Linked DNA regions of Homo sapiens: regions 1, 2, 3, 4, 5 and 6 are each linked to region 7. The links are chromatin loops, found by intact Hi-C in ENCODE. Cell type or tissue: PC-3. All regions are shown on one strand. Each heading gives the region's core, and the rest is flanking DNA. Links, peaks and the distances in the headings are about the cores only. Region 1 overlaps MIR3976HG (MIR3976 host gene). Region 2 overlaps TMEM200C (transmembrane protein 200C). Region 3 overlaps ARHGAP28 (Rho GTPase activating protein 28). Region 4 overlaps ARHGAP28 (Rho GTPase activating protein 28). Region 5 overlaps LINC01387 (long intergenic non-protein coding RNA 1387). Region 6 overlaps ARHGAP28 (Rho GTPase activating protein 28). Region 7 holds the start of ARHGAP28 (Rho GTPase activating protein 28).

The links. Hi-C counts contacts between places; a loop is a spot of excess contacts. Peaks named below come from ENCODE experiments on the same cell type or tissue, not always from the same donor. Only the 100,000 strongest peaks of a DNase experiment are listed, where the experiment ranks them.
Region 1: a loop joins it to region 7, with 3 times the contacts of the local background. A loop is called at or near these places in 2 of 110 quality-filtered maps.
Region 2: a loop joins it to region 7, with 2.6 times the contacts of the local background. A loop is called at or near these places in 4 of 110 quality-filtered maps.
Region 3: it touches region 7 in a loop (2.3-fold over the local background); 7 of 110 quality-filtered maps call a loop at or near these places.
Region 4: a loop joins it to region 7, with 5 times the contacts of the local background. A loop is called at or near these places in 34 of 110 quality-filtered maps.
Region 5: it touches region 7 in a loop (4-fold over the local background); 25 of 110 quality-filtered maps call a loop at or near these places.
Region 6: it touches region 7 in a loop (4-fold over the local background); 39 of 110 quality-filtered maps call a loop at or near these places.

What each region holds. Positions count from the first base shown.
Region 1 is chr18:5,877,085-5,881,466 of GRCh38, reverse strand. It overlaps MIR3976HG (MIR3976 host gene), which reads right to left. Exons shown (of 10, transcript NR_172496.1): 6 at 2,848-3,024; 7 at 699-896. Among named protein-coding and RNA genes, the nearest start is that of TMEM200C, 16 kb to the left of the region's middle. In PC-3, for the core only: a CTCF peak has its summit at 1,885 (motif pointing left); a DNase peak (open chromatin) is centred at 1,866.
Region 2 is chr18:5,888,205-5,892,586 of GRCh38, reverse strand. TMEM200C (transmembrane protein 200C) reads left to right here. Exons shown (of 2, transcript NM_001395400.1): 2 at 430-4,382. The coding sequence starts at 524. The coding sequence ends at 2,389. It overlaps MIR3976HG (MIR3976 host gene), which reads right to left. Exons shown (of 10, transcript NR_172496.1): 9 at 3,414-3,507. Among named protein-coding and RNA genes, the nearest start is that of TMEM200C, 5.1 kb to the left of the region's middle. RefSeq lists an enhancer at 760-1,287 and a silencer at 1,805-2,024. In PC-3, for the core only: a CTCF peak has its summit at 1,868 (motif pointing right); no DNase peak of the experiment used is centred there; H3K4me3 peaks cover 938 bases.
Region 3 is chr18:6,805,014-6,809,395 of GRCh38, reverse strand. All of the region lies in intron 1 of ARHGAP28 (Rho GTPase activating protein 28), which reads right to left. Among named protein-coding and RNA genes, the nearest start is that of ARHGAP28-AS1, 77 kb to the right of the region's middle. In PC-3, for the core only: no CTCF peak of the experiment used is centred there; no DNase peak of the experiment used is centred there.
Region 4 is chr18:6,872,886-6,877,267 of GRCh38, reverse strand. ARHGAP28 (Rho GTPase activating protein 28) reads right to left here. Exons shown (of 18, transcript NM_001366230.1): 8 at 3,694-3,859; 9 at 3,493-3,584; 10 at 1,060-1,137. Among named protein-coding and RNA genes, the nearest start is that of LINC00668, 55 kb to the left of the region's middle. In PC-3, for the core only: a CTCF peak has its summit at 2,753 (motif pointing right); no DNase peak of the experiment used is centred there.
Region 5 is chr18:6,539,133-6,543,514 of GRCh38, reverse strand. All of the region lies in intron 2 of LINC01387 (long intergenic non-protein coding RNA 1387), which reads right to left. Among named protein-coding and RNA genes, the nearest start is that of LINC01387, 30 kb to the right of the region's middle. In PC-3, for the core only: CTCF peaks have their summits at 1,800 and 2,018 (motif pointing right); no DNase peak of the experiment used is centred there; H3K4me3 peaks cover 593 bases; H3K27ac peaks cover 720 bases.
Region 6 is chr18:6,884,074-6,888,455 of GRCh38, reverse strand. It overlaps ARHGAP28 (Rho GTPase activating protein 28), which reads right to left. Exons shown (of 18, transcript NM_001366230.1): 12 at 1,217-1,299. Among named protein-coding and RNA genes, the nearest start is that of LINC00668, 44 kb to the left of the region's middle. In PC-3, for the core only: a CTCF peak has its summit at 2,032 (motif pointing right); a DNase peak (open chromatin) is centred at 2,025.
Region 7 is chr18:6,727,446-6,731,827 of GRCh38, reverse strand. It overlaps ARHGAP28 (Rho GTPase activating protein 28), which reads right to left and starts at 2,112. Exons shown (of 18, transcript NM_001366230.1): 1 at 1,885-2,112. The coding sequence starts at 2,006. ARHGAP28-AS1 (ARHGAP28 antisense RNA 1) reads left to right here and starts at 1,966. Exons shown (of 2, transcript NR_134645.1): 1 at 1,966-2,108; 2 at 2,660-2,901. RefSeq lists silencers at 1,810-1,909, 2,120-2,209 and an enhancer at 1,379-2,342. In PC-3, for the core only: CTCF peaks have their summits at 1,670 and 1,869; DNase peaks (open chromatin) are centred at 387, 2,037 and 2,487; H3K4me3 peaks cover 2,849 bases; H3K27ac peaks cover 2,981 bases.

The DNA.
Region 1 (4,382 bases), core at 225-4,224, 850 kb after region 7:
TTAGTGTTCATGTATGTGCACACACACATGTGCATCAATGAACGAACTATTGAAACTTAAAGCAAGTCAATTTTGTAACTTACTGATTTTGAAGTCTGTGAACAAAAATAAATACTTTTGAGAATAAATCATCACATGCCATAGCAAGAAAACCTTTGCTTCAAGCAGATAATAGGACTGACAAGCTATGTATGCCATAGTTCTAATGACATAGGCTGTGACCTTAAGAAAAATTGAAAAATTCCAAAACAAAATTTATATGTCATAGAATTTGGTCATGGCCCAGGCTTAGGAAGAAACTTGATCATATTTATACTAGCAAAGCGATACATAAGACTTGATGAATTCCATGGAGAGTTTTTATATTATATTTTGGTTTTCATGTGAAATTGTTTGGATTCTCATTATGCCCACCATAATCAGAATTATCAGCCTAAGTGAAGACTGAAGTATTTTGGAGCTCTGGTCCTTGCTACATGGGTTTAATTAGACAAGAAAATGCCCTGAAAGTGAGGTGAACCAAACAAATGTCAACTTTACAGGCATTGAAATTGATTTCAAAATGTTTGCATCATTAAATTAAAATAATAACAATTCATTAGCCAATTACATTGCTCAATTTGAATATACAGGATTTTTCCTCCTAGATTCAAATTAAAAAATTCAGAGATGGTCAAAATAATTTTGAAAGAACTTACGTTTGTTCTGATGCCAGGTGGGGGTCTTCTGAGGGAGGATTTGCTATGAAGAGTGTTCCAAGAACACTCCAAGTGTAAAGCCATAAACATTCATTTGTGGAGATGTCATACACTTTAAGATAACTCGATTTTCTCTAGTTTGGTCTTCATAAAACTAGACTGTGACTTTCTCCTTGCACTCCAAAGCAGAATATAATCCTTGTTTACAAAATAAGCAAAACATACCTTTATAGCAATACACATTTTATCTTATCACACTATATTATGCCTAGGGAATTTCAATTAAATGGTACCATTAGTTTTCCCTTCAATTTTGGTTTTCTTTAGACCACAAAGTGTTCAAGGCTGGGTCTAATTGGCATAAATGTGGTGTGAATTTTACCACTAAAGAGCAAATCTGTTATTATTATTATTATTTTTGAGACGGATTCTTGCTCTGTCACCCAGGCTGGAATGCAGTGGCGTAATCTCGGCTCACTGCAACCTCTGCCTCCCGGGTTCAAGCAATTCTCCTGCCTCAGCCTCCCAAATATCTGGGATTACAGAGGCCTGCCACCACCCCCAGCTAAATTTTGTATTTTTAGTAGAGACAGGGTTTCAACATGTTGGCCGGGCTGGCCTTGAACTCCTGACCTCAGGTGATCCACCCGCCTTGACCTCCCAAAGTGCTGGGATTACAGACATGAGCCACCACACCTGGCCCAAATCTGCTGATTTAGGTTAAAAAACAACGTATCCTACTCTATCCTTATTGAAAACCTATACTGATCATTGCCCAATTTTCCCTTGAGTGTGTGCTAGAATGCTAGGGCTCTACTGAGAAATTTCAAAAACCATTTTATTTTTTTATTCATATAAATTTAAAGAGTACAAGTGCAATTTTGATACATGGATATCTTGAATAATGATGAAGTCTGAGCTTTTACTGTGTCCATCACCTGAATAATGTACCTGGTACCCATTAAGTAATTTCTCATCACCCATTCCCTCTCACCCTCCCACTCTTTCAAGTATCCAATTCAAAACTATTTTAAGTTAAGGAGTTAGTATTTAAAATATATCAATAGCCCATTTCAGACAGCTTTGTGTCAAATCACTTTCCCATGCTTTTATCCCTAGATGACTCAGTTGTCTTCACATTTTTTGTCCAGTGTAAAATTTTAGATTTCCCTGCATCTTGCTCCCCCTACTGCCAAGTAGGTGTATGTGCTCCTTAAAGTAAAAACAAATGCCACATTCCAAAGTACTTTTTGAAATGCTTTTTCTATAAAATGCATGCCCTTCCCTGTTGTCCCTGACCTCCCACCAAAATGTGAAGTGATCTGGATAATAACATTTTCTTTTTATCACCATTGCTCCCATTAATAGCATATGCTTACTCTGTATTCTTTCTGAATTCTTTTATGTAGCTAGGCTCCCATCCTGGAAATGTGAACAAATGTCGGTCGCAAGACTCACTGCCAGTTTTCTTTAACCAGAAGTACTAATGCCGGCCACACTTCTCACCACTGTTCCTTCTATTCATCAATTTCTTTAGCAAACATTTATCATAGACCTTCTAATTTTCAGACTCTGTCTTTAAGAATGAAGATATCAAAAATATGTACTTTTTGACCTTGAAATGTCATATTCTAGTAGAGGACACTGATATGTAAACAAATAATTTCAATGTGTGACATGTGGAGGAGAATTTTATGAAAATAGCATAGTCAAGAGTGTACATTTTCAGCACTGAGCTAGCTCTAAAAACTTTCTCACCTGCAAAATAGGACAAGTACCTACCTCAGCAGGTTTTTGTGAGTATTAAATGGCACAAGGCATATAAGGCCGTGTGTCTGGCATATGGTGGGTGCTCAGTAAATGCCGGCTACTATTATTACTAGTTAATAATGACATGATAATAACCAGCAATTATTTGGTTTCCAGGAGTAGGAACTATTCTCTCAATCACTCACCACTTGGAAGTTTCTTCCCCTGGTGTGATACAGAATTTTGAATCATTCAGGGTTCACTCAGAAAGCAGAGGCACTGTGAGCTCTCTATGGCACAAGGGATTTAGTTCAAGAATGGGACGTTGTCTGGTCGTAGGAGGATCTGGGGAAAGTGATGTTCCAGGAAGGAATTTGGAGTTTCGGGGGAAGTCACCAACCTGAGAAGTTAAGCACGTCCAAGCACCGAAATAAGGCTGCAAACTGAAGACACGGGGAAGCCATCGGAAGCTGTGCTTCTGTATCGCTACCATCTCTGTGGATCTGCCACCTGGAGTGAGGTGGGGGGCCTAGGGCTGCTCTTATTCCAGGTGGTCATCCTTCAGAAGAAGAGCTGGCTGCGGAGAGGGGGAGAGTAAGGACAGGCTGGAGCCCACTGGTGCCACTGCATCTGCTGTAACCTCATCGAACGCAATGACCCCCAAGGGCAACAACTGCTGTGTTACTTCCACCTTCTTCAAATTGGTCTTCTGGCTGACTCTAACTCAGAATCCTACAGAGCGGTATATTCTGAGAAAATAGGTCTAACCTAACCAAGTCCACATGGTTAAAAAACACCAGAGTCCATCTGTTGTCAGTTTGGCATCCATATGCACCTCTTTAACTATATTTAATTTCTAAATAAGGACATAAGCAACATCATGCTTCTACCTAATGTGATGTAGCTGTCTCTCACACACCTGAAAACACAGCAAAACTCTCTACAAAAAAGAGTACAAACTCAGTCTTCTTTAGTGATGCTCATTCTTGTAGCTAGTTCACCCCCAACCCTTTGCCACCCTGTAGTTTAAGTATTGAGGTATATAATCAAGTGAACTACTATTAACGTATCATAAGTTAGACAAAAGAAGAGTCAGAGCAAGGAAGAAAGAAATAAGTTTTCATATTTTCTATTCTCTTCACTTTGAGCAAGAACATTGGCTGGTTGTGATTCCCTTTCTGGCAGGTGACCTAAGCCTTCCTTCTTGAAAGGTCTGTGCCCAGAGCTGTTCTGCCTATATGGGGTTGCTGTAGTTTTTCCTTATAGGACATAGTAATTCTAACAGGCACTATCAGGTTCTCCTGCATTCGGGACAGCCTCCTTACCCACACTGTGGAGTAGCAAACCAATTTCCACTTGATAGTCAGAATAGTCACATCAGCTAGTACAGGCACTCCTTTCTTTGCCAAGATGACAATCTCAACTTCCAGTTTAATGGAACCAACACTTTGTGCTTCATGGAAGCATCCCTGTCTTTGGAACTAAGATCTTTAGACTAGCATAGCCCAGAATTGCAGCTACGGGAAGCAAAAATTTCACATACGAGTGAAATTCACTTACTAGTCATTAGAGGTAACAGTGGGAGGAATCACTTCCATTTCTACCCCTTCATCATTAGACACGTGAATCATAACTATGGGAAAGGCATCAAGGCATACTGTTTGCTGACTTGGAGAATATACCATATTCTAGAGAATGTTACCCCAGCCTGCAAAGTGTTGCCACACAGCTGGTGTTACAACTAAGCCTTCAAAAGGCCATTCCATCATTCCTTCAGGCTAGTTGTTTAGATGACTGAAACTGGTGAATTTCATGAACATGAGCCCATTGACAAACCACATTTACTGTAAAATTAGTTCTATTGGCAGAATCAGAACTATGTGGAATATCATGATGATGAAAAAGACATTCTGGAATCCACAGATGGTGGTTTTG
Region 2 (4,382 bases), core at 271-4,270, 840 kb after region 7:
TCCAATTCCTGAAGGACTGAGGGAAAGAATCTTGACAGGGAGGTCCTTAACCACTACTTTGAGTCCCTACATTTAGGTTTTACTAATGGTTGGAACTCCATTGTTCATTTCAAACCCTCATATTACCATGGAGTGTGTGGAGGAGATGGGTGGGGAGCGAGGAGAAGAAGGCATATTCTCAGATGGTTTTATCACCACATATTAGTTATTGCAATGTTTTATAACCACCTATTAGTTGTTGCAACAACGTTTCCCTTCCCTAGTGTCTACCTGGCTCCAGCCTCTGTACACGGCCTTGTTTCAGTTAGTGGATAAAGGCCCTGGGGTGGGGGGCACACACGGAGTGGGATCTGGGAGTAGGGCAGCTGCAGCGTGAGATGTCACTGCAGCCAAGCTGACACCCTCTGACTGTCTTCCTCTGCTTTGCAGCAGGAGGAGGTGGCTGAGCAGCTAGTGGGCAGTTGGCGCCCTCCCTGTGCAAGCCTCCATCCCAGAGGCTAGTCCTGCACTCCAGGAGCTCGCCATGATCGCCACCGGCGGCCTGCTAAGGATTTCCGCCAGAAAGCAGGATCCACTCCGCCCCCCAAGCCAGATACCCAAGCGCAAGCGGAAAGCCAAGAAGAGGCGCAAGAACGACGTGGTGGTGGTGAAAGGCAAGCTGAAGCTGTGCTCCATCTCAGGGCTCATCGCCCTCTGTGGGATCCTGGTGCTGCTGGTGGGCATAGCCATGGCGGTGGTGGGCTACTGGCCCAAGGCCACCGGGACCAATCGGGAGGGGGGTAAGCAGCTGCCGCCTGCGGGCAGCAGCCACCGGGTCCCAACCACGGCCAACAGCAGTAGCAGTGGCAGCAAAAACCGGTCCAGGAGCCACCCTAGGGCTCCAGGGGGTGTCAACTCCAGTTCCGCGGGCGCGCCCAGGAGCACGCCTCCAGCACGAGCCGCCTCCCCGTCCTCCTCCTCCACGTCCGTGGGCTTCTTCTTCCGCATCTTCTCTGGCTACCTGCACTCTGACAAGCTCAAGGTCTTCGGGCCCCTCATCATGGGCATCGGCATCTTCCTCTTCATCTGCGCAAACGCGGTCCTCCACGAGAACCGGGACAAGAAGACCAAAATCATCAACCTGCGGGACCTCTACTCCACCGTCATCGACGTGCACAGCCTCCGCGCCAAAGACCTGGCGGCCGCCGCGGCCGCCGCCGCGGCCGCCGCCGCCTCTTCGTCGTCGTCTGCCCCCGCCGCGGCGCCCCCCGGGGCCATACCGCTCAACGGCTTCCTCAGCTACGTGCAGTCGCGGGGCCTGGAGCTGAAGCCCGGGGGCTGCGGTGGCTCCGGGGACGCCTTCGGAGCGGCGGCGATGCTGGCCAAGGGCTCGTGGCCTCCTCACCCCGCGGCGCCGAGCGGCGGCCGCCCTCGGGGCGCCGCGTCCCCGCCGGACCTGGCCTCTTCCCCGCGCTGTCCGCGGGAGCCCCCGAGCCTGGCCGAGGCCGTGTACAGCGTCTACCGCGAGCGCTCGGGCGTGGCAGGCAGTCGCCGGGCCGCCGCTGCCACCGCCGCCGCAGCCGCTAGCAGCTGCAGCAGTCCGGCGCCCTGCAGCCCACCCGAGAGCTGGGGGCGCCAGAGCACGGCCAGCTCCTTCGTGGACTCCTCGCTGAGCGCCTTCGCGCTGCTGCCCTTGCAAGGGGGCCGCGATAGGGGCGGGGACGCGGAGGGCGCGAGCTGCAGCTGGCAGAGGCCTCCGGGGGAACGCGGCTCCCAGGAGATCCCGAGGGGCGAGCTCGACCTGAGCATGACCAACCTCCGCGGCGCAGAGGGCAGCATGCGCGGGGCGCGCCGGGAGCCGGAGGAGCCCGAGGGCGCGGTAGCGGCGCGCGCCGCCAGGGGGCAGGGCGGCCGCCTGCCCAGGACCGGCAGGTACGCGGCCTTGCGGCGCCGCAGCACCAGCGGGCTCCCGGACTACCGGGCGCCGCCGTCCCCCGAGCCCCCGCCCTCCCCGGGGAGTGCGGACCCGGACTCCAGCCCTCTGGCCAAGGCCGCCTCCCCCTCGCCACCCCTGCGGCTGGAGGGCTCGCCCCCCACCAGGCGGGACTCCGGGAGCTCCCAGTCGGATGACCCATCCAGCAGCAATAAGGGCTACACACCCCTGCGGGAGGCCGGCACCTCCACCGAGTCGGTCTTGGACGCAGTAGCTGGTCAAACGCGAGACTCTGCTGTGGCCGCCCCCGTTCTGGGTGCGGAGCAGAGCTCGCCGGAGGGTGCCAGCCAGGAGCCACCCACGGCCGAGCAACCTCAGCCGGTGCAGAGGCAGTTTACAAACAAGGAGAAACTCATCATGATTTCCAGGTCTCATGCCATAGGGGTAGAAGAAGAACTGGAAAGCACAGGCATTTAGAGAAAGGGGTGGGTTGGGGAGGAGGAAAGAGAAAATGGGAGAAACGCCCACTTGAATCAGTGCATTAACAGGTCCCTGTTTCTTTTGTGGACTGATCCGAGGACATCATTCAATATCCAAAGAGCTGCAGAATGTTATCCTTGAATTGCGTCCACAAGATTCCTGTAGATAACTCCAAGGATTTTTTTTTTTAAGCAAACTAGTCTTTTTATGTCCGATGGTGATTGTATGTTCAATGAAAACCAAATGTATTAAAAGGTCAGCAATCTAGTCCATTAGATAAAATCTTTTAATTTTCTTAGGATCAAAATAATATATTTTTGACAGTAACTGTGCACTTTACTCCGACTTTTTTTTTTAATCCCTCATTTCCCGACCCCTGTACTCTGCGCTGGTTTTGCCCACAGCTGCTTGCGAATGGCAGGCTTTTTTCTCCATTCCTTTGCGGAACATAGAAGAGTTTGTCTCAGTTCTCTTAGAATTGATGTTACTAACTGAAGTCAAAGCCAAAAGCATGAATAATTCAGGAACGAGCACTTTCCTTGCCCCACCCCACTGTGCTCACCCAATGCCCAAAAGCTTCTTCATTTTTAAACGGGTGTGTACGTTTTGCTACTAGGCTATGTGGTGGAGACTGGAGGGGACCAGGAACTAGATGGACTGTTACATTCCGAAATTTATATCAAGTACACCATGCTTTATTGAGTGTTATCACACCTGTATTGAAAATAGCATTAATATTTAAAATCTTTTTTAATAAAAGAAGTTTCCGAACAAACAGTTAAACATAATATTGCCTCATTTGCCTTGGAGCTAGCTCATCTGGTACCTCTGAAATATTTTGCTGTGACACTGCTACCAGGACTGTTGTGATCTTCCCCCAAAGTACTCAGCACCATTGTCGCATGTCCAGCGTATTTTTAAGCTTAAAATGTAGGGTAGTATTTAACATTTGGGAATTTCTCTTTCAAATAGAATGAAACGTTAAGTAAATAGTAATATGCCTATGATACTTCTCATTTACCTGCAAGTATTAATTTGCAGAGCACCAGGCTTAATATTCTCTTCCCATCCTCTTGGCTATCACTGATTATAAGTTAATGGTCTTGATCCATGGCCTACATAGACAAAAAGATAATGTTTTAATAATTTGGTAGATTGTTTACACTTGATGTCATTAAAAGTGAATTAGTTAATTTTCAAGACCAGGAGACAAGATGTCTTCATTTTGGTCTCCTTGGGCAAAGCGCTAGTCCTGTAGACAGAGTGCAGATTCCGAGCTGAGATTGGACCCAGCTGTTGGCATCTCCTAGCTGTGAGGCCTTGTACAAGTCACAAACTCTGAGTCTCAGTCATCTTTCTGTAAAATGAAGAGAACCAGACATATCTCATGGAGCTATGAGAGGAATAGAACAGGGTCAGGGTCAGAGGAGGGTTTATATGTGTGGAGTTTACCAGAACCCTTGGCCCACAGGATGTATTCAATAGATGGGGGTTATTGTAATTATTATTACCATTGTAATATATTGCTGAATGCATAGTGTAGAAGAATGGACCTTCCTTGAACTTGAGCTCAAGAAAGTCTAGTCTGAAATCTGGGATATCCACCTATTATCTGTATAACCTTAGACAAATCACTTAATCCCTCTGGGCCTCTGGTAGATGATATAATCTCTATGATCTTCAGCTCTAAAAGCCTTACTTAAATTCAGGCTCTTGTCCTGGATGTAATCATATCACATTTGTACCTACAACTTGGCAAAGAGTGAATATACGTCGTCAATTACCATTAGCTCAACATTCTGTAATACACTTTAAAAGGGCCTAATTTATTCTCAGATTGGATCTGCATTAAACCGGTAACTCACTTTAAGGCTGTAGATTAATATATTGGGCTCTTCTATAAAGCAAAAGTGAGTTTGCACTAAGGAGTGACATGCAAGTGTAATAAGACCTCAAGGTAGTGTTAAATTTCAACAGTCTCAATTGCTTT
Region 3 (4,382 bases), core at 186-4,185, 78 kb before region 7:
CCCTCATTATGGTTTCATTCTAGTAAGGGCAAATGGAGCCAAAACAAATACTTTATATGGTCATTTGTGCAGGTACGTAGGTTAAAAATATATAAAGTGAATTTCCATTTCCAACTATGACAGCAATGGGGATAAAAATTACTCTCCCACTATAAACAACTAGAAACTGGACAAATAGAGGAGGCAACCATTTTAAGATTTGACAAGAGGCAAAACAGGACTATGATGCCAGGGAGAAAGAAAACAAATTAAATTAGCCTTCTAATCAATGTAGCTTTCTACTTAGAGGAATTTCCAAAATAGAGCACATGGAAGGAGTTCCTGCACAGAGCCCAGTAGTCTCACTGAGGTGAAGAAGCAGAGATCAAAGCTCAGGAAGGCGAGTTGGCTAGAATCTTCTGGTCAGAGCACCAGAAAAAATAAAATCAATGAAGAGATATTGCTTTAGGAATTGGCATGGGGGTCCCCTTGACTCTGGCTGAATGCCCATCAGGGCTGCATGAGTTGAACCTTCTCAAGATCAGGCAAAAATTAACTTCTACACAAAGAACCACGGAGCTATAATCCAAAAGTTCCCACTGCTCATACAGAGCTAGGAAAATGTATGTACACTGGTGTGTATACTAAAAATATATATATCAAGTGGACTTATGCTTTAAACCATGACAGAGTAAGACTTCACACTTGCCAGAGTAAAGAGACATGGTCAAATACACAAGATATACAATGGAAACCTTAGAAGTCTCATGCCTTACTAAGAAGGCTAAATTTGCTCTAGCTAGAGGCTGCTCTAGAATGTAACCCCCGAAAAAATATCCACAAGAAACTGAACTAGCTGCCAAAATACAGCTGTACACTCTTTAAGGAAATACAACAAAATCTAGGACTTGACCACTTGAAATTGACAACTTCCAAAATCCAATGAAAATTACTTAATAAATGAAAAAGAAAGAAAAAGGAACAAATAATGAGAAGAAAAATCTCAATAGAAAGACACAGAGATGATGGAGTTAGCAGAAAAAATGTTAAAACAGCTATAATAAAAATACTCAAAACCTTTAAAGCTTTAAAATACAACATGAATAAGGAAAAAGAAGACATAAATGATGAAATGTCTATACATAAAAAATACAATATGTGAAATAATACCTCCAATGAGTAGAATTAACAATACATTAGATACTGGTGAATAAACAGAAACACACAGAGAAAAAAGAGTGAAAAAATAAATAAACAGAGCCCCTGTGACCAATAGGAGGATATCAGATGGCCTCATAAATGTGTCAGCTTCCAGCCGAGATGGAGTAACAGGAACCAGACTCACTTCCCACTTGAAATGAAAAACACACACACATACATACACAAAATATATGAAACGATTCTCAAGATATTGAATGTCAGGAAGCTGAAAACAGTGATCCTGGAGGAACAGGGAATAAACAAGTTGAGCCCTACAATAGCCCCAGTTTATTGCTTAGGGAGAGCTTCCAGGCCATGGGGCAGAAGCAGGGAACCCAGCTGAGCCTGAGGGTCTGAGTTTAGGAAATGGAGCTGGGAATCAAGGAAGCCCTGGAGCTCACATAACAGGATACTGGTGAAGAGAGATCTCCAAAGACAGAGAACTCTGGAGCTCCTCAGAGGAGCCCCGTCAAGCCTTCAGCTGAATAGAATCAGCAAATTCATATATGGAAACTACCCTCAGTCAGGGAAAATCACTGGAAGAATCAGATAACAGGATCCCAGTAATCACCGAGGGTCAGGAATAGTTTGTGTTCTCAGCAGCTTAAGTGGAAAAGTTCATAATTTATAAGACCATGGATAGAGTATTCAGAAGAGTTTTGCCTCTAGAGTGGGGAAAAGCTTTTTCTTAGACTAAATGCTCTGGTCTTACCTGACAAATCTTAAAAGTAAGATATGAAAGGATCAAATAGTTTTCAAGTGCCAGAACAAAGCTCAAAAATATTTATAGAACTATAAAAGTATCCAGCCCCTAATAAAAAAAAATCCACACTGCAAATTCCAATAAAAAATGACGAGGCTTGCAAATAAGCAAGAGAATATGACCCATAATGAGGAGAAAATGCAATCACTACAAATGAACCTTGTAATGACAGGTGACAGAATTAGTAGACAAGGACATGAAAACAGTTATTACAACTTTATTCTGCATGTTTAAGAAGCCAGCGAAAATACTGACATCTTAAGAAAACACAAAGAAAATTTTCTAAACACCCTAACAGAATGATGAAAACACAAAAACCACAGATTCAAGGAGTTCAATAAACTCAAAGGATAAGAAATATGAAGAAAACAACACCATGGTGCACCGTAATCAACTTATTTGAATTAGCAATAAAGAAAAAATCGTAAAATCAATTAGAGGAAAACAAACAAAAAAGCCTGTATGTACAGAGGAATAAAGAAAAGGACGCCAGCAGATGTTTTTGTCAGAAACAATACAATCTGAAAGATAGCATAACAACATCTTTTAAGTACTTGAAGAAAAACTATCAACCCAATGAAAATATCCTTTGAAAATAAAAGAGAAATAAGGTTTTTTTCAGACATAAAAATGATGAAAGATTCAGCAGCAGCAGATCTTCCCCATAAGAAATGTTACAGGAAATCCTTCAAGCAGAAGGAAAATGATACCAAATGGAAATATGAATCTATAATGAGAATGAAGAGCATAAGGAACAGTAAGTTCAAGGTTAAATATAAAATTATTTTCCGATTACTTAAATGTCCTTAAAATTGATTGTTTAAAACAAAAATAATAAAAATGCATGACAATAGCAGAAAGGCCTGCAAGGGAGAAGGAGATACAGAAGTGGACTGTTATAAAATTTTTGTCATATATATATATAACAAATAAAAATATAGTCATATTTGACTATATCACTATTCTCTTTGCATATATATATATTTCAATCTTTTTTTCTGTTTTATTTTGGAAAGTTTCTACTGCTTTTGCCTACAAATTCACTAATCTTTTTCTTGTGCTATGTCTACTATGCCATTAATCTACTCAGTTTATTTTTAACCTCAGACAATTTACTTCAAGGTAAACTGATAAAGATTATAATACATAGCTTAAAGGAATCACTAAAATAACACAACAAAGAGATGTTAAGCAAATAATTGTCAATTAAACCAAAAGAAGCCAAAAAAGAAGAAAAAGAAGAATGAAAAAAGGAAAAATAGTCAGGCACGGTGGCTCACACCTGTAATCCCAGCACTTTGGGAGGCTGAGGCAGGCGGACTGCCTGAGCTCAGGAGTTTGACACCAGCCTGGGCAACATGGTGAAACTCCGCCTCAACTAAAATACAAAAAAACAAAACAATTAGCCAGTCCTGGTGGCGTGTGCCTGTAGTCCCAGCTACTTGGGAGGCTGAGGCAGGAGAACTGCTTGAACCCGGGAGGCGGAAGTTGCAGTGAGTCAAGATCTTGCCACTGCACTCCAGCCTGGCGACAGAGTGAGACTCTGTCTCCAAAAAATTTTAAAAAAAGGAAAAATATAAAGCAAATAAAAATAATATTTAAATGCAACCACATCAATAATTACATTAAAGTATAAATGGTGTAAACCTCTCAATTAAAAAGAAAAGGTAGCCAGGCATGGTGGCTCATGCCAGTAATCCCAGCACTTAGGAGGCTGAGGTGGGTGGATCACCTGAGGTCAGGAGTTCGAGACCAGCCTGGCCAACATGGTGAAACCCCGTCTCTACTAAAAATACAAAAATTAGCCGGGCGTGGTGGCAGGCACCTGTAATCTCAGCTACTCAGGAGGCTGAGGAAGGAGAATCGTTTGAACCCGGGAGGCAGAGGTTGCAGTGAGCTGAGATCGTGCCATTGCACTCCAGCCTGGGCAACAAGAGTGAAATTCCGTTTCAAAAAAAAAAAAAAAAAAAAAAAGGCAAAGGTTATCAGACCAGATTAAAAAGCAATACAGAACAGTATGCTGGACATAAATAGCTTACAATTAAAGGATAAAAAAACCATGCCATGCTAAAACAAATCAAATGAAAGTTGTAGTGGCTATATTAATAGAGGAAAAATTTTATTATAGAGCAAAAAGACTTCTGGAGATTAAGCAAATCATTTTATAATAATCAGTAAGATCAATGAAGACGAAATAACAATCTTCAAACTTTACATATTAACAAGAGCTTCAAAACAAATACAGCAAAAACTCAGAGAACAGCCAGGAAAAATAGACAAAAACCAAAATTACAGTAAAAGATTTCAAAACCCCTCTTTCAGCTGGGCATGGTGGCATGTGCCTGATGTACCTGTAGTTCTGGCTATTCAGGAGACTGAGGCAGGAAGACAGTGTTAGCCCAGAGGTTCAAGGCCAGCCTGGGCAACATAGCAAGGCCAT
Region 4 (4,382 bases), core at 300-4,299, 150 kb before region 7:
CTCAGCATCTGCTTTCTGGAGGATCCAATAGACGCAGCCTATCTATTCTCAGTTTCCACTTAGAAAAACCTCTCGTCACACTTCTATATAAAAACTCTGATACTGATACAAATAGAATTTCCCAAAGCATGTACCAAAATGAATTAATGAAGAGATGCTGTTTTGCCTCTACAAATGTCTTTTTGATAAACATTACCACATTGGTTTTCCCCTGCCCCTGAGACTGTTTGCTCAGGGATCCAGCTTTTAAAACTGCTCAGGTTTTCACATCTGCAAGACAGGGAGTGATCCAACCACAGGAATGAGCTCTCCATGGTGTATGCCTACCCGCAGACACAGTGGGATGTTTTGCTGGATTTTTATGAGAAAAGCTTTTCTTTTCTAACAGTTCTTTGCTTTATTGTACTGTAGAGTTTGCCACCTCATGGAAGTAAGAAAGCAAAAGAATAAGATTCACACTGAACAGCTGGTTTTAGATGTGGATGTTAACATTACTGTAAGTGGAACTGGGTTTTGGAACTGCTGAGTGAGTATTCTAGTGGTTATAGCCATTGCTACAAATTCCTGTAAGAGCTTTCACTAAAGGGAGAGCCAAAGAATGTTTAAACCAACGAATGATGGAAATAAAGACTCATATAACATTGGCTTAGTGAATTCCACGGCTGAGAGGAGCACAACAAACTAAGGTGTTTAACCTCCAAAACAGCAGTGAGACGTTTCAACTTTTACAAACTAAAGGCAAGCAGCAGTTTTTGATGGTGAATTGATGTGCTATTTCATTTTTTCCAAACTAAAGGCAAGCAGCAGTTTTTGATGGTGAATTGATGTGCTATTTCATTGTTGTTTTTGGTTTTTTAATGTTTCCGTTTTGATTTTTAAAATTCTGGATCATGAAAAAACTCTGGAACAAACATTTTACCACAGGTACCAAGGAATACTAGGAAGGACCAAGTGATAATATCTAATAAACAACAACAAATATCTGGATCCCCGATGCTTGTGTGAACTGGGTCTAGCTAGCTTAGAACTCTACCTAGGAAGAGACAAAATGTTCGGTACCTTGACTTTAGCAGTACATCCTGAAAGTCGAAAAATTCCTTCAGATTCCAGACCTGATTCCTCAACTTTCTCAAAAAACTAGAAAGCAATGATATATTACCAGAATAAGTACCTCTATATGATCATAAACATATGAAACAGTAACAATGATGACATGAATCAATAAGTTACCAAGCATATATATATTTGCCTGGCACTTGAATGCTGTGTTAAATGTTCATAACCATCCTATGACGTCAACGTTATCCTCCGACATGCAAATGAGAAAGTAGAGATTTATAGCAGTTATACAACTTTCCCAAGATCAACCTCGTAAGTAACGGCACTGACTCAAGTTCGTGCTCTTAACCACTCTAAAATTATACATGCCTCTTAACCATTTTTAAGATCTGATTACTATAACTCTTTCTGCAGACTGATCAGTAACAAGAGATTCTAAATCTACTGTCATTGGTTGCAATCACTCTGACTAAGAAACTATAGGAATTCTAGATGTCTGATCAAGGAGTTTAGACGGGGTAAAGATTAATAGCTTTCGTGAGTTCTCAGGATGGTGATAGGTGTTAAAAAAGTAATAAACACTACCATTTATTGTGCATTGATTATGTGTAAGTTCCTATTCTCAGTCCTTTACCTGCATTAACTCATCTAATCCTCACAATAACCCTATTCTACTGCTAAGGAGACTAAGGAGAACAGTTCGATTCACTGTAATAAAGCACCTCACAGTGCTTCTCTGGAAAGGATAATAACTTGGCCAAGTTCACCCAGTAAGAAGGGGATCCAGCTTCTCTGCTATTTTCCTTTCAAGAAATGATGGTGGATGGTACCTGGAACTAAGGTAATTCTTCTAGGTATGGAGGCAAACAGACATTTAGGAAGAAGAAACATGTCTGTAAGAAAAGCCTCTCTTGTAGGAGTGGGAGAGTACTATCTTGAGGTGTCGTAGCGAGGAACACTTAACATCCAGTAGTAATAACAGCTAACATGTTGCCAATATGATATAAATCCATATTTAGTTTAACTAGCATTTATTGAGTACTTTCTATTTGCTAAGTTCTACGCTAGATTTTTGTACCTACACAGTACTATAAACTCATGTGCTGAATCGTCTTTGATTTTGATATTTTAAACTCTGTCCTTTACATACAGGACAAAGACAATGCTGGTTTCAACTCAATGAAGGAAAGAAAATCTCAGCGTCACCATGGACTCTGGATTTTGCTACTGCTCCTTTTCCCACTCCACCTCTTGCTGACTGTGTGTCTTGGCTAAGTTTTCTCACTCTTCTATCCCTCAGTTGCCTCATCAGTAAAAGGGCAGTGGTAACACCAGCCTCTTTGGGCTGCTCTGTGCTGACTAGACGTGGTATTACATAAACAGCACTGGCACAGCCCTGCCTAGGGAAGTCACCCACAGAGGGCCCGTGTGTACAAAGGTGTTGCTTGTATCCTCTGGCCATCTCGGTGCCATCTTCCTGGCTCCTATCTCCAGCCAATCAGTCACCTGACTTGAGAAGTATCTCAATTTGAGGCACTGGTAGCAAAATATAGGAAGCTAAACAAGTGATGTATGATTATCAGTGTCAGGTAAGTATATGTTTCCTTAGACAATATTTTAAAATATCATTTAAAAACTCAATTTAAAATTCCACAAAATTTGTGTTAAGGACTAGGAATTTTAATTGTGCCACTGGATGTCACTGTTGAATAAATGCACACTTAGGTAAAAACCAGTATAAATTGCTGGCTATAAAACAACATGACTTAAAAGCAAATCAGGTATTCAGCAACAATAGTCACAGAGATATTAGCATTTTATAGTTCAGATAATATCATTTTCGAAACCTCCTTCCACCAAAATTATTCTTTTTGTCTAAATGTATCCTATCTGCCCAGACACACCGGAAAATGACTGGAACATGCTGGTTTTTAGATTTTATTAAACTTGGTTTGGAAAATTGATAAAATGATTACACATATACACATTTTTAAAACCCAGCCTATGCTATATCTCAGCAAATATTTGTATGATTTATATATGCATTGGTAATAATTAATGGTCATCTTTATCTAGATAGAATAATCAAATGCACACACAAACACATTCATATGCGCAAATAACATTTGAAAAAATATTGGAAAAAAATGCAACTGTTCGTGCCCTGGGTCAGACCATCTGTGTCTGTCACCTGATGTGTTATAGGCAAACAAAATGTAACAGGCTCCAAAAGAATGCAGCAAGGCCAACTGGCCCAGGCGCCATGGGCCGTTATGCGGTGCATGGAATAAAGCTGAAAATCACCAGGGGCCTGAGTCCTAATAGGGCGATAGTGTCTTTAAATATAAAAGAAAATTCATTTGTGGGTTTACAAAGTGCCAAATCATAAGCATGAGGCTCTGTGAATTCCCCTTTCATTTGCCTGCTACTCACTTTTTGTAATACCAGGGGAACTTTCACTCCAGGGTCTTTCTTTCGGTCACCGTCCAGGAGGACTGTAAGTGGAACTCCAAAAATCCCATTGTCTTCATTGTGAGACAGTAAAGGGGGAAAAAAAAAAAGAATTAGAAAAGCATTATCTTATTCCACTGTGTCAAAGTGTTAAAGCCAGAAGCAATCAGTCTTCTTAGTTACCTCGTCCTTTTACTTTCTCTGTTTTGTTCCTTTTCAGTTGAATTCCAAAGGCATCAAAAAAGGCAGTCAATTCAATCAGAGAGAGATGGCGGATTTTCTTCATGTCTTCAGCAGACAGATCTCCTGCTTCAGTTAAGCCAAATCTGGTTTTCTGAACATTAAATTTCTAAAACACACAGTGAAGGTATTTATTTTTTATGGCAAAGGAAAATTATTATGCGTTCACTCAAATGCCACCTGGACACTCTAAATCTATGCAGTAGAACGTGTTCTTTGGAAAACATCTCTAAGGAGCATGCTGCATCCTAGAAATATGAATATGTGGTTTAGAACAATGTGCAGATCACTGCTATGCTAATTAGAAGCAAAACAGCAGTCTAAAGTATATGATAACATTGCCATTGCAACTGTGGAAACTGCCTTCTTTATAAGGAACACCCAATATTGTCAAACAACATACATGTCAGGCACCACATGGAATGCACACACCATGGCCCTTAATTGGAATAAATGTGACACACACATAACAGGAAACACACCTAGGTATATCCCAGGAGAGCTCTAAACATATGTTTTTTTTTTCCTTCTTGGGCAGTCAATCTTTAAATCAAGGTTTATCTATCCCATACTGCACACTTTAAGAGACTTTTAGTAATCTCCCAGTTTAAACTGATTATATATGCTTGCTG
Region 5 (4,382 bases), core at 181-4,180, 190 kb after region 7:
TCTAGTGGTTATTTCAATAGCAATTTTACGTAAAATGTTAGGTGACATAGCATCATTTCTAACAGGCTGGAGATTTGGTCCTTAGAGGTCGTAAAAAAATAAATAAATAAAATAAATAAAACCAAGATGTGCAGGAAAAAGGAATCTAATCTAAGTAAACATTTATAAAATAAAGTACATTTTATTTTTCTATTCTTCAGGTAAGGGACTAGCAAGATGAATGGGCTTTGCTAAGGCTTTGTAAAAGCTCATCTTTACGAACTTAACTAAATAATCAGATTAAATCTCTATGTAGGCTGCTTAGGAAAATAAAAGCTTTCTCTGAAAAGATTTCACCAGCCTTTCTTCAAAGATTGCCAGGGATTGTCTCTGCTCTAATTATAATATTTACAATGCAAATTGTTGGTTGCAATGTACGTTTTTTTCATGAAATTAAAAGTAGTCATTCATATCCTCATTTACATATGTTCCTCTCCAAGACAGATAAACTCTCATTCATCTTTGGTAACAATAATATGATTTATAAATTTGAAGTTCTGACAAAAGAAATCAAAATATGCACATCAATAGAAAAGGTTTTTGGCATTGTAAGTACTTATTTAGTGTATTTCAGTTTAATAATATTTATTGAGCTTCTGGAAAGTCCCAAAAAAGATTCAAATATAGACTCAGCAGTTTCTTGGCCCAGTTGCTTAGAACCTAGAGGAGAAAGATTGGCAACATTACAGTTCAGGTGACACGCAGACTGCAGTGCAAGGAAGTCTGTCCAGTATGTTTGGAGATTGTAATAAAACAGGACTAAAATCCTAAAGACGCTCCCCAGCTTGCTGGTTTCAGATGTCAGACTGGGAGCTTCTTAACACCAAAACATCCTCTCAGATAAATTGGGATCAACCTTTAGTACCTATTAAGGGGCCAGTAAGAACGTCAAAGTTGCTTTGAGATTAAAAATGTTTTGGTGAGCAATGCATAGCCTTGTACTTGCAGCCCAATCCTATCGGGAGGAATAGCATGTGAATAACACGTGAATGTCAGGATCCTGTGAGTCTTCTATTACACACTGCCTACAATTTAAACAGCGAGTCTTGTGAGGATGGAATACTAAAATACTCAATTGAAGCAGATCCTTAAAAAATTACTTTATTTTAGCACTATGTGACTTAGAAAAAATAATGAAGCCAGTTATTTGCCTTAATTATAAGAATGTGATGAGGGGCCGCCACCAGCCAGGGGAGCCTAAGGTTTGGGTTTGTTTTTTTTTTTTCTTTTGAGTTGGAGTCTCACTCTATCTCTCAGGCTGGAGTGCAGTGGCGTGACTTCGGCTCACAGCAACCTCTGCCTCCTGGGTGCAAGCGATTCTCCTGCCTCAGCCTCCTGAGTAGCTGGGATTACAGGCACCTGCCACCATGCCTGGCTAATTTTTATATTTTTAGTAGAGACGAGGTTTCACCATTCGGCCCGGCTTCCTCTAACTCCTGATCTTAAGTGATCCGCCCACCTCTGCCTCCCAAAGTGCTGAGATTATGGGCGTGAGCCACTGAATCCAGCTTTTTTTTTCTTTTTCTTTTTTTTGTTTTAATTAGAGCTCCTAAATTATTTTCTTTTTTGAAACTTCACAATGCTTATCACAACTTCGTAATAGCGGATGCCCTTTTCTCTGCTTTTTTTTCCCCTTGGCATGCTTCCCTCATGCCTCTTGTGGTGATAGTGTCTTGCTTTGGTTCAAACATGTATTTATGGGATTGCATTCACAGATTTCATTCCATCCAAACGTAGGTAAAAATGCAGGAGTAATGTCTTTCCTTATTTTTGCCTCTGGGTGTATGATGGCCCCAAAAGAACAAAGGCAACAAAGGGCAAGTCTCAGTACAGAGCAGAAAACCCCGATAATTTGCAACAGGAAAGTGCTCCCCTGTAGGGGGCTCTGGAACCACCACTCCAGGCAGTGTGTAATTTGCAACAGGAAAGTGCTCCCCTGTAGGGGGCTCTGGAACCACCACTCCAGGCAGTGTGTAATTTGCAACAGGAAAGTGCTCCCCTGTAGGGGGCTCTGGAACCACCACTCCAGGCAGTGTGTAATTTGCAACAGGAAAGTGCTCCCCTGTAGGGGGCTCTGGAACCACCACTCCAGGCAGTGTGTAATTTGCAACAGGAAAGTGCTCCCCTGTAGGGGGCTCTGGAACCACCACTCCAGGCAGTGTGTGAGGCTGGGAACAGATGGGAAGGCAGCCGTTCGTAGCAGCCTGTGTCAGACAAGGGACACCTCCAAGTATACAATTGCTCCACTCTTCGCTAAGACCGACTACATCCTGACTTACTCCTGAAACATCTAAACCCTCATTAGAGAAACAGGAAGTTCTCATGTAGCGAAGGCCAGCACACAATGCTGCCCTTTGTCTGTTTGGAAAAATTAAAGTAATAAAATTATCCAAATCATTTCCACAGTTCCGAAGATTTGTATAAACTGCATCTGAGCCCTTTAAAAAGCAAGGCTTTGGATGAGATTTAAAGCTTCGTGATGTATTTACTCACGACACATACAGGAGGCAAATAGATACCTGCATAATTTTCAGGTGATCTAGCTTGTTTTAAGGAGACAGTGGAAAGTCTAATGCGACAAATGTTAGGTGTGTCCTTTGGAAAATTTCCCTTCACATACCAATTGCTTGACTGGGGTTTCTTTGGGAGGCAGTCAGTAATCAATTTAGCATTGAGCTCTCAGAAAATGGCAAAAGTTCTAAAGAACTAGGGCATAAACCTATTCAGGATTCAGTGCAACTTCCTCAATTGTTTTTTATTAAAAATATTTTTTAAATGCCAGCACTCACCAACTGTGCAAAGAAAAAGTCATAAAAAATAAACTCCCAACCTACAGTGTGTACAGGAAATGGTGAGATAAAAATCAATAAAAAAACAAAATCAGGTTTTGGCTTCCACGGAGTTCCACACACCAACAGTATTTGAAAATCTTTTAAAATGATGAAATCAGCAATGTCTGAGACATTCCTAAGAGTTCACTGGTTTATTGGAAACCTAGGAAAGCACATGAACAGCGGAGTACTTGTCACGTGGAGAATGTGAGGGTCGAGGTAATGTTGTAAAATGTTAAGAACTTTTACCAACTTTTGTGAACGTTTTAGAGAAATGGCAGAAACTAAGCCTTAGTGTTCTGCTTAGCTTTTCTTTCCTTCTTTTGTCCACCCTCTCCAGCCTTGGAGAAAAGCACTCTCTCTCTCTCTCTCACACACACACACACACACTCTCTCTCTCTCACACACACACACACACACACTCTCTCTCTCTCCACATGTGTAGGAAGTCCCATTTTGTATCTCCAGCCCACAAGTCTCTCCTCAGCTCATATTCAACCCTGCCCTCCGCATCACCTCAAATCTTACACAATCAGAACAGACCAATCTGCTTTTGTCACAGTCCTGCCCATTGTTAACAAATGACAACTTCATTCTTCTAACTGCTCAGGTGGAAAGCTTTGGAATCATCCTTCATTCCTTTCTTTCTCTCGAAACTCATCAGCTCTGCCTTTAAAATCGATCCTGAATCCGGCCATTTACCACCTGTGTCACAGTCACCTGGCTCGTTGCAATAGCCTTCCAACTGGTCACCCGCTTCCTCAGTTGTTGTCCTTTGATCTGTTTTCAAAACACCAGTTAGGGCCAGGAGTGGTGACTCACACCTCTAATCCCAACACTTTGGAAGGCCAAGGCAGGAGGATCACTTGAGGTCAGAGTTCAAGACCAGCTTGGGCAACGTTGCGAGACCCAGTCTCTGCAAAAAATAAAAAATAAAAAAAATTAGCCAGGTGTGGTGGCACCACCTGTGGTCTCAGCTACTCGGGAGGCTGAGGTGGGAGGATTGCTTGAGTCTGGGAGATGGAGGCTGCAGTGAACTATGATGGCACCACTGCACTCCAGCCTGGGCAACAGAAGGAGAATCTGTCCCAGAAACTAAAACAAAAAAGCCACAAAAAAAGACACCGCCAGTTAGAGTGACTTGGTTTCAATGTTAAGACAGGTCATGTCAAGCTGTTGCCCCAAATCGTCCAATATTTCCCTTCCTGCTCAGTAAGAGCCAACTTCCTTGAAATGGCCAAAGGCCCTGTGCTATCACTGGGTTCTCCGAACTCATCTCTCCTGCTTCCCTCCTCTCTCTCCTGGCTCTGGACACTCGGAACACACTAGGCTTGCCCGCGGGTTGTACTGGCTTTTCCCCCTGCCTGAGACCCACTTTGCTCCAGACAGCTCATTCCCTCCTTGCTCCTTTCTTTTGGTATCTATGTTCTCTCAAGGTGTCTAAGATGCAGAACCCACACTCTCAGCACTTTTTCATCCCCCTCCTTACTCTACTTTTCTTTGGAGCATCTA
Region 6 (4,382 bases), core at 289-4,288, 160 kb before region 7:
GAAGGTCCTTACCACACTGAAATGTCTGATAAGAGGCAGCACTAAGAACCATCTTTGTTTTCAGCATTATGTTTACTGGCCTCAAAATTACCATCTCTTTTCAACTCATCCTTATCTCAATTTCATTTCAAAGATTCCAAATACCTGTTGTACTTAAAACAAATTTCCTATTGTATATAGAATGATTATCCAGAGAGCAAGAGAAACTTTGATTTTTACCAACATACAGCAAAGAATGAATGTGAAATAAAGAGAGAAAAATTGGGGATGAAACTATAGAATATGATTCTATCAAATGTTCTACTATATATCAGTGGAGAAACCACTTTTCTGCTTCATTTTCCTAATATGTAAAATGACCAAATTCTATCAGATGATCTCTAAAATTCTGAAATTCTAGAACTATTTAAATTGAATTATTTTCACAAATTTAAAAACGTGAACATGCTAGAAATTTAAACCAGTGATTTCAAATTCCTCCCTGAGGACGCTCATCAGAGTTTTCTTTCCACTTCAGTACACCAGACTAATGTGAGTAGTTGAGGACCAGCAATTATAGAATCTATTTTACAAGTTACATAATGGTCTTATTGACTTATGACATTGTTCTATTTAAGCCTTCATTTTTGCCTCTTCTACTCCTAACACCTTGCCCAATGCCTGACACAGGATAGACAGTCAACATCTCTGGGATGAATGGAGTGAATGAAACTTAAATGTTTAAGAACATACCGCCCGGGCGTGGTGGCTCACACTTGTAATCCCAGCACTTTGGGAGGCTGCGGCAGGAGGATCACTTGAGCCCTGGAGTTGGAGACCAGCCTGAGCAACATGGCAAAACCCTGCCTCTGCAAAAAATGAGCTGGGTGTGGTGGCACATACCTGTAGTCCCAGCTACTTGGAAGGCTGAGATGGGAGAATCACCTGGCCCTGGGAAGTCAACGCTGCAGTGAGTTGTGATCGTGCCACTGCACTCCAGCCTGGGTGACAAAGCAAAACTCTGTCTCTCAAAAAAAAAAAAAAAACAAGATACCAAGATCTCCACTCTTTCTTGTCTTCCTCAGGAGAAGGGCAGTGGGAGCACAGAAAGGCCGTGTGTTTGCAGCATGCTCAGGTGGCTCAGTGAGCTGTCATCTCCACTTTCATTTTCCTATATGAGCCATGTCCTCTGAGCAATAAGAGCCCCAGGACAAGCTGTGAGGTGGACACGACGTACCTGAGCTGCATCTCTGTTGGCATCAGGCAGCGCCATGACCATGAGGTGTAAGGCTTGAAACTGTACTTTGACGTGAGGCCCTCCTAACAAGAAAACAGAAATAGTCATACATTTTAAATAGCCCTGATGCATCCTGACAGCATTTCTTGCTAGCATCTGGTGGCACAGGAGGGCTCCTGACAGCTTTTGGTGGTAAAGACTCAGGTTTTGTGCCCAGCAATGTAAATTTGTTCACTTGGACAGGAGCCTCTGTCCATCAACTCCCTTTTCCCATCCCATGATGCCATTGTTGAGGCAGGTGGCCAACGAGATCCTCAGAATAATTCTGGATTTGGATAGCACTTCCCTTTCAAAGTACTTTCGCAGACCTTCCCTTCCTTTAATACTATAAATAGAAGTGAAGCTCACTCAATACAAGAGAAAATAAACCTTGCTTCCATATAATGAGGCAGAAAAGTATAAGTATTAGGAACACAGATTTAGAACCAGGTTTCAAACCTGGACTACTATTTAGTCGCTGTGTGACCTGGGGCAGGTTATTTAATCCCTGTTGCATCTACTTTATTATCTGTAAAATAGGAATAGTCATTGTATCTACCTCACAGGCTGTTATGAGGATTAAATGAGTTAATACATGTAGAGTGTTTAAATCAGTACCTGTACATAGTTATCTTTCTACATATTTGCTCTTACTTTTATGATCTATGACACTTATTCTAGATCTTCCATGGACACTTAGGGAAGGTGATGACTGTAGTTGGATCTTTGGAGATTGTTGAGTATTTTCTTCCTCAGTAATGACACAAGATGGCGCCAGAGGGTTGGCATTTATACTCAGGGATTCCATCCACAGCTGGATAATCCACGACCAGCTGTGCTGAAAATTTAGAATACACCAGAGAATCTAGGCTTTCCTTTGTCCCTCTGTATTTTCTTCAAAATGGTGTCTTGGTGGGGAGTTCTTGGAGGAAAGCATTATGTTCTGGAATCTCTGGGGAGTTCTCAAGTTGAAGGAAAATCTATTTCTATTCAATGGCTGGAAGGCAGTCAGCTGCTGGTGAAGTTAACTGAGCTGTATAGCAGTGGAAACACTTGTGACAAGCTAGTAGGTTACTGGAGCTGTGCGTGCTAGAGTTCAGGAGTAGATGACAAGTGTATACAACCAAGCAATATGGGGAGAGAGGGAGGATCATATTGTTGAAGAAAAATCCATGTGTAGATTTGTGGATAACTTGTATCAAATTTATAATGACGCAGGTCCAGGATGTTACTGAAAAGAGCAAATACACATTGCTGTGAGCTTGCCTGAATAATAGAAACTTTAAGAGCAAGTCTCAGTGCAAAGCATTTAGGGGCAGACAAGACATAATGTTAGTGCATAAACTGCAGGCTGAGGACTGTCTCTAATCTTCCAACGCAATTAAAAAAAAAAAAAAACAACTCTGGGGAAGAAAAAAACAAGAGATGCAGATGTAGGCTTGGGACCACTGTGTTTCCATTAACTTCAGAGAAATTAAGAAGCTCTTTTAAGTTAAGTTTAATTTGGCAAATAATCCATTTTCATTTTACTTAGGAAACCTGGCCCAACGCTGTTTTGTGATTAATAGTTTTGTAGTTAATTCATTTAATACATCCCCGTCACAAGTATTCTCTTTCCTGAGGTCATTATTTCCCCAGAAAGTTATTAAGCATGTAATGAAAGCATCTGAGGCTTGATTGATGATGATACTAGTCCTTTAATTTTACGGTCAAGTTTGGGGCCAAGTTTGAAAAGAGAAAGTAACGACATTAGTGGAAAAGGCTCTGTGTTCTCTGAGCTCCATTTGAGGGTATTGAGAGGGACAGCTTAAACACACACACACACGCGCTTGTTCACAATCCTCCCCTTCAGAGAATCTTGTTACAACTAGAGCTTACTTAGGTGGCAAAAAGGCCATTATTTCCTGCTGGTAGCAGGCCAGAACTCTGGGTTTCCTGCAGGGTTCGCTGGTATCAAATCAACCACCTGCAATATAGTATTTTTCACTTTCAAAGTCATACGAAGGAATGTGGACTCTTTGTGAACCCTTTCAGGATATTTCTCAGAACCTCTCCCTTCAGTGAAATGTACTGGCTGTAGTCAGATAGGCAGTAATGATGATACAGCATGCAGTAAATGCTACACAGAAGATAATTGGTCTCTGAAAATTACAACGTCACACAGTGTTTCTGAAAATTACGAAGTCATACCGATTAGGTCTTTAGTGAAGTATTTGGGTAAAAGCACAAAAACTATAAAGTATGTTTTGTAACTGACAGTCAGGGAATCATTTGGCATGGTTTGAACACAAGGATTGAATATTTTGGAGGATGAAAATTAATATATTCATATACCCTTCTTAAATATGATTCTCTGAACAGATCTGGAATTAGAGGTTTGAATCCTCCTTGCATAATTCAAACTACCAAAAAACAAAAACAAATGAGTGATCCAGAGATGGAAGGTCCTAATTCTGGTATAAACTTCACCCAAATCTCTGGCTGACCCACAAACCATGCGTGTGTGGGGTAACACGGCGAAGGATTGAACAACTGAACACACAGTTGAGCTCCTGCCCAAAAGACCACTGGCAATTTGAGTCCAGTCAAGCAAACTGCCGGCTTAAAAGAGCAACAATAGTAAAAGAAACCAAACAACATTCTTTGGAGAAATACTTCAGAATCCATAGTCTCCAAAGACTATATTCATAATGTTCAGAATAAGCTTTAAATTTACTTGACATACAAAGTAACAAGGAAAGTGTAACCCATTCTCAAAGAAGACAGAGACCAACCCTGAGATAACCCAGGTGTTAGAACTGCCAACAAGGACTTTTTTTTCTTTTTTGAGACAGAGTCTTGCTCTGTCGCCCAGGCTGGAGTGCAGTGGCACGATCTCGGCTCACTATAAGCTCCACCGCCTGGGTTGACACCATTCTCCTGCCTCAGCATCCAGAGTAGTTGGGTCTACAGGTGCCCGCCACCACGCCTGGCCAATTTTTTGTATTTTTAGTAGAGACGGGGTTTCACCTTGTTAGCCAGGATAGTCTCGATCTCCTGAACTCGTGATCTGCCCACCTCAGCCTCCCAAAGTGCTGGGATTACAGGCGTGAGCCCCCACGCCTGGCCGCCAACAAGGATTTTGAAG
Region 7 (4,382 bases), core at 215-4,214:
AGTGAGTCAAAGGTTAATAACTTGGGCCTGATTATTTCTGTTATCAGACTTATGATTAATGGTGTCCTCTGGCTCTTTGTAAATACAGGAACCTCTTTTTGATTGCTTTTTTACTGGGAACCAAGGAATTAAGCTATTCTCTTGTGATTGGGTTGCAGGGGGCCAGGGGGTTCTGCAGCAGAGGAACAATGGTACCAAGGCTCCCATAGACAGAGTGCAGGGCAGTCACCAAAAATGCAAACTTGGAACAACGTGAATCTAATTGGCAACCTTAAGGTGAAATACTAGCTCTGACACGTAACGCTTGCTCTCATGTATTATCATTCCACAAGACCACATGCTGAGTTAATAGAACTTCTGCTTCTAGTTTGCTTTGGAAAAGGATGTAGTTTCAAATTGCCCAAATGGCACAATCTGGCTGGCGTTCTGAGACAGCTGCTGGGAATTATAGACAGGACAGCTACACTAGAACCGTTTAAGAAATGGACAAACTTGGCCCATGCTTTTCATCAAAACACACACACACACACACACACGCACACATATATATATTTATTTAGTTAGTCATAATCTGAGTACTTACAGCCAATAATTATGTTTAGAAAAGAAAATACCCTAAAGACAAATGCCAGTTTATATCTTCGAGCAGCCTTTAAAAGTATATGCACAACTCCTAAAGCTGGAAAAAAAATGTGATTTTCCCACTGTCTTTATATAAAAATGAGATTTCACTCAACCTGCTGTTTTTGAAAGAAACAACATTTTCTTTGTTAGCCAAGCCCAACATAGATCTCTTGCCAATGTACTTTGTTCTTCTCATGGATACTAGCCAAAAAGATATTCCTTGAAATAAAGTCACAATCTGTTAATTAGGAAATCAATTAAAATCACAATCAATTAAATTAGGAAACAGAAGTAATTATCGCACAACTAAAGTTAAAAGTATGAGATAAAAGAAATGATTAAAAATAAACATGATGAAAACACACCACTCAAACTGCCCCCTTGTAAAGAAAAGCACTCGTCAGTGGATCAGATAGTCACATTTACACAAATAAAACTTCCCCCAAATATGTATCAAATATCTAACCATCTCACTCATCATAATACTTTTGTCTACCCACTTAAACGTTTTTGTTTCAGTTAATGAAAGTCTCATTGGCCTTGATCTTGCATCAAATGGATGATCACTGATAGAGTAATTTAACATAGATCCTTGATTAAATCTGAAATGTACAGGATGAGATGCTTATAGACTTCTTTTGACCAAAAGGAAATATAATTGCATTGACAGCATAGAGTTGACATTAGCAGTAATCAAATAATGACACCAATGCCTTTATACAATTGAAAGGTTTTAACATGTAGAAATAAAATTGTCTTTAAAAGTCTATTGAGGTGTACTTTTTAGAGAATTTCTCAACCTAAATTTTAAACCAGGCATGCAGTTACTGAACAAGCTCTCAAAAGGAGTATTCTGAGGATTTAGGGTTATTCATTTACTGTTTTCTTTTCATGTGCTGCTTGTGTTTCATTTGGAATATTTTTTAATTTCCCGATGTTTTATAGGCAACTTTGGCCGAAATGAGGTATATATATATATATACACATGACTTATCCTCAAATCGTATCAAGAATGCAATCCTGCTGCTTGCTAATCTCTGCTAGCCAACGACTTCAGCCCAGGCTGGTGGAGCCTTCGAGCGTTTCCCACCTCCAGTCAAAGACAATGCAAAGAACCCCAGGCTCACTCATCTAGTCCACCAAAACTTGAAACAACATCCAGTGACGGCGGTCGTGCGCTCAGGCACAAGGCGCAGCTGCACGGCGAACCCCCCAAGCCCAGCGCGACTGCGCCGCCCTGGTGGGAGCGGCTCCGGGTACCTGCTGAGCGGGTGGCTGGCTGCGGCGCGGGGCGCGCAGCGCGACTCGGCGTTGGGGGGCTGGGCGCGCGCGTACGAGTGGTAGGCGGTCAGCACCACGCCGCCCGAGTCCTCCACCTCCATCGTCAGCCGCGCATGTCTCGGCGCCGGCCCCAGAACAAAGACCGGGACCAGCATGGACCGGCGCGCCGGGAGGCTGTCAGCAGCTGGGCGGCGCGGCCCGAGGTGCGACCAGCCGCTCTCTCCCGCGGCTGTCAGGGGCCCCCGGGCAGGCCCGCCCCGCCCCGGGCGCGCGAATTCGCAGACGCTGGGAACCACGCCCACGGGCTGGAGTGGGGGCGGGCATAGTGCGTGTGTGTGTGTGTGTGTGCGCGCGCGCGCGCGCGCTCCTGTGTGAGTGCCTGTTTGTGTGCCTGTGTGTGTGCGTGCGTCTGTGCCTGTCTGTGTGTGCGTGTGTACCTGTGTGTGCCTGTTTGTGTGCCTGTGTACGTGTGCACGCCTGTGTGTGTGTGCGCCTATGTGTGCGCCTGTGTTTGTGCCTGTGTGTGCGCGCCCGTGTGTCCATGTGTGTGCCTGTGTGCGCGCGCCTGTGTGTCTGTGTGTGTGCGCCTGTGTGTGCGTGCGCGCGCATGTGTCGGGAGTGCGCGGGGAGGTGTGATCCCCGCTTCTAGGAAACTGGAAACCGGCCGGGATCCTTTGGGGCTCCTGCTAGCGGCTCTAGTAAAGTTTGTTTTTCTTTGTTTCTTTTTTTTTCCTTTTCTCACTCCCCCTCCCAGCCCTCTTCCAACTGGAGGCTTATCCTGTGGCTGGGAACATTTCCTGCCTGGCTGCGAGGAGTGAGACTAAGAAACCATACCTCAGGCTGAGGAGAGAGGCCGGGTTTGATATGTGTGCTCTAGGGAAGAAAAGGAGAAAATGTGACACTCTCTCATTTAAAGCATCCACATCAAAAATTGAAGAACTGGATTACATTGCTGTTTACTTAGTCAAGTTACAATAAACTTGATTTCCTTTTGGGTCAGGTAATCCCCTTTTACAGCAAGGGAACGCTTCCCTCCCACACCCTCAGTGCGCCACTACCAGACTCTTACCTCACTCTCACATCCCTTTCCTCCTCCCAATCATGATCACATTAACAGATACCGTTTGCAGCTTGTCTGAAAATTAGACTTTATTATTATAAGCCAAATGGGTGTTATTTCCAGAAGTTACTGTTGGTGGGGGACGATGTAGGGACTGGTTCGAGGTAGATAAAAAGGGGCATCATTAGAAATCTTGAGTCTGAAGTATGTCCTTATCCACATAGGACTAATAGCACAAATGGAAAAACAACATTCTTATAGCTGATTAAAAAGTAACCAGAAGTATGCCTAGGAAGAGGCCCACGTGAATGTTTTACTCACACGGACAATGTGTTTTATCTGCTGTCTCTTCCGTGCATCTCTAGGAGCTAGACGAAGTGGAAAGACAAGTTAACCTATCCCTTACTGGAGGGCAACTTGATCATGCTACTTAACATCTCAGAATCTCTGTTGCTGCATCTGTGAAATGGGGAAAATAACGTTCATCTCGTGGGATTAAAGCAACAAGTACATATTAGGTTTTCAAGAAATGGGGGTACTCTTTGCTCTTTACATTCAACAAGAAGGGACACATTTATTTTCATTGCACTTTCAGAGGTTGGGAAAACAAGTTTTTCATCCAAAATGCTTTTTAAAAATGTTTTATTAATTAAAGGGGTGAGATAATAATGACTAAATTTGCTAACATACTTATGTGTTAGATGGTGTACATTAGCTGTTTAAACAATTCTATGAGGTAGGTAGTATTATTATCCCAATTTTATGGACAAAGAAACTTACTAAGCATGAGTGTATGGAAAAGACACATACAAAGAATGCTTTATTCTCCAAAATTTTCAGATAAAAAGAGGCATCTGTTTATTTACTGTGCTTTATGCCAATGCATAAAACTAAGACAATACCTTCTTAAAATGTGAAGTTAAAAAACCACTGTAGGTATTGATATATATATCCACAATTCTTCATCTAAAACCTTGGGAACAGATACATTTCAGAAATTATATCCACTTTTTATTTTTAAATGATAATTTGATACATGCACCATTTAATATAAAAACCCTCAGCCCAGTAAATTTGGGACAGTACTGTACATTTAAGTGTATTATTTCTGCAACAAAAAAAAAATGAATATTGACTTTGAGTAGGATAAAGTCTATAGATAGCCTCACATTTGTTCAGGTTAGGTTTATCACCCAATAAGTTTTGGCACCAAACCTCATAAAAGCTTGTAATTTTTATCTTACAGAATTTTAGAATTACCATAAGGAATTATAGTAGTGGAACTTTTTCTGCGCATGGAACATTCTTCTTTTATTTTTCTAAACTACAGACTCACAATATGAAATACCTGCAGGGTCTTTTCTTGTAACCATTTTGACCATAACACGGCCTCTAGATGCCCCGCGTTGCAGTAACG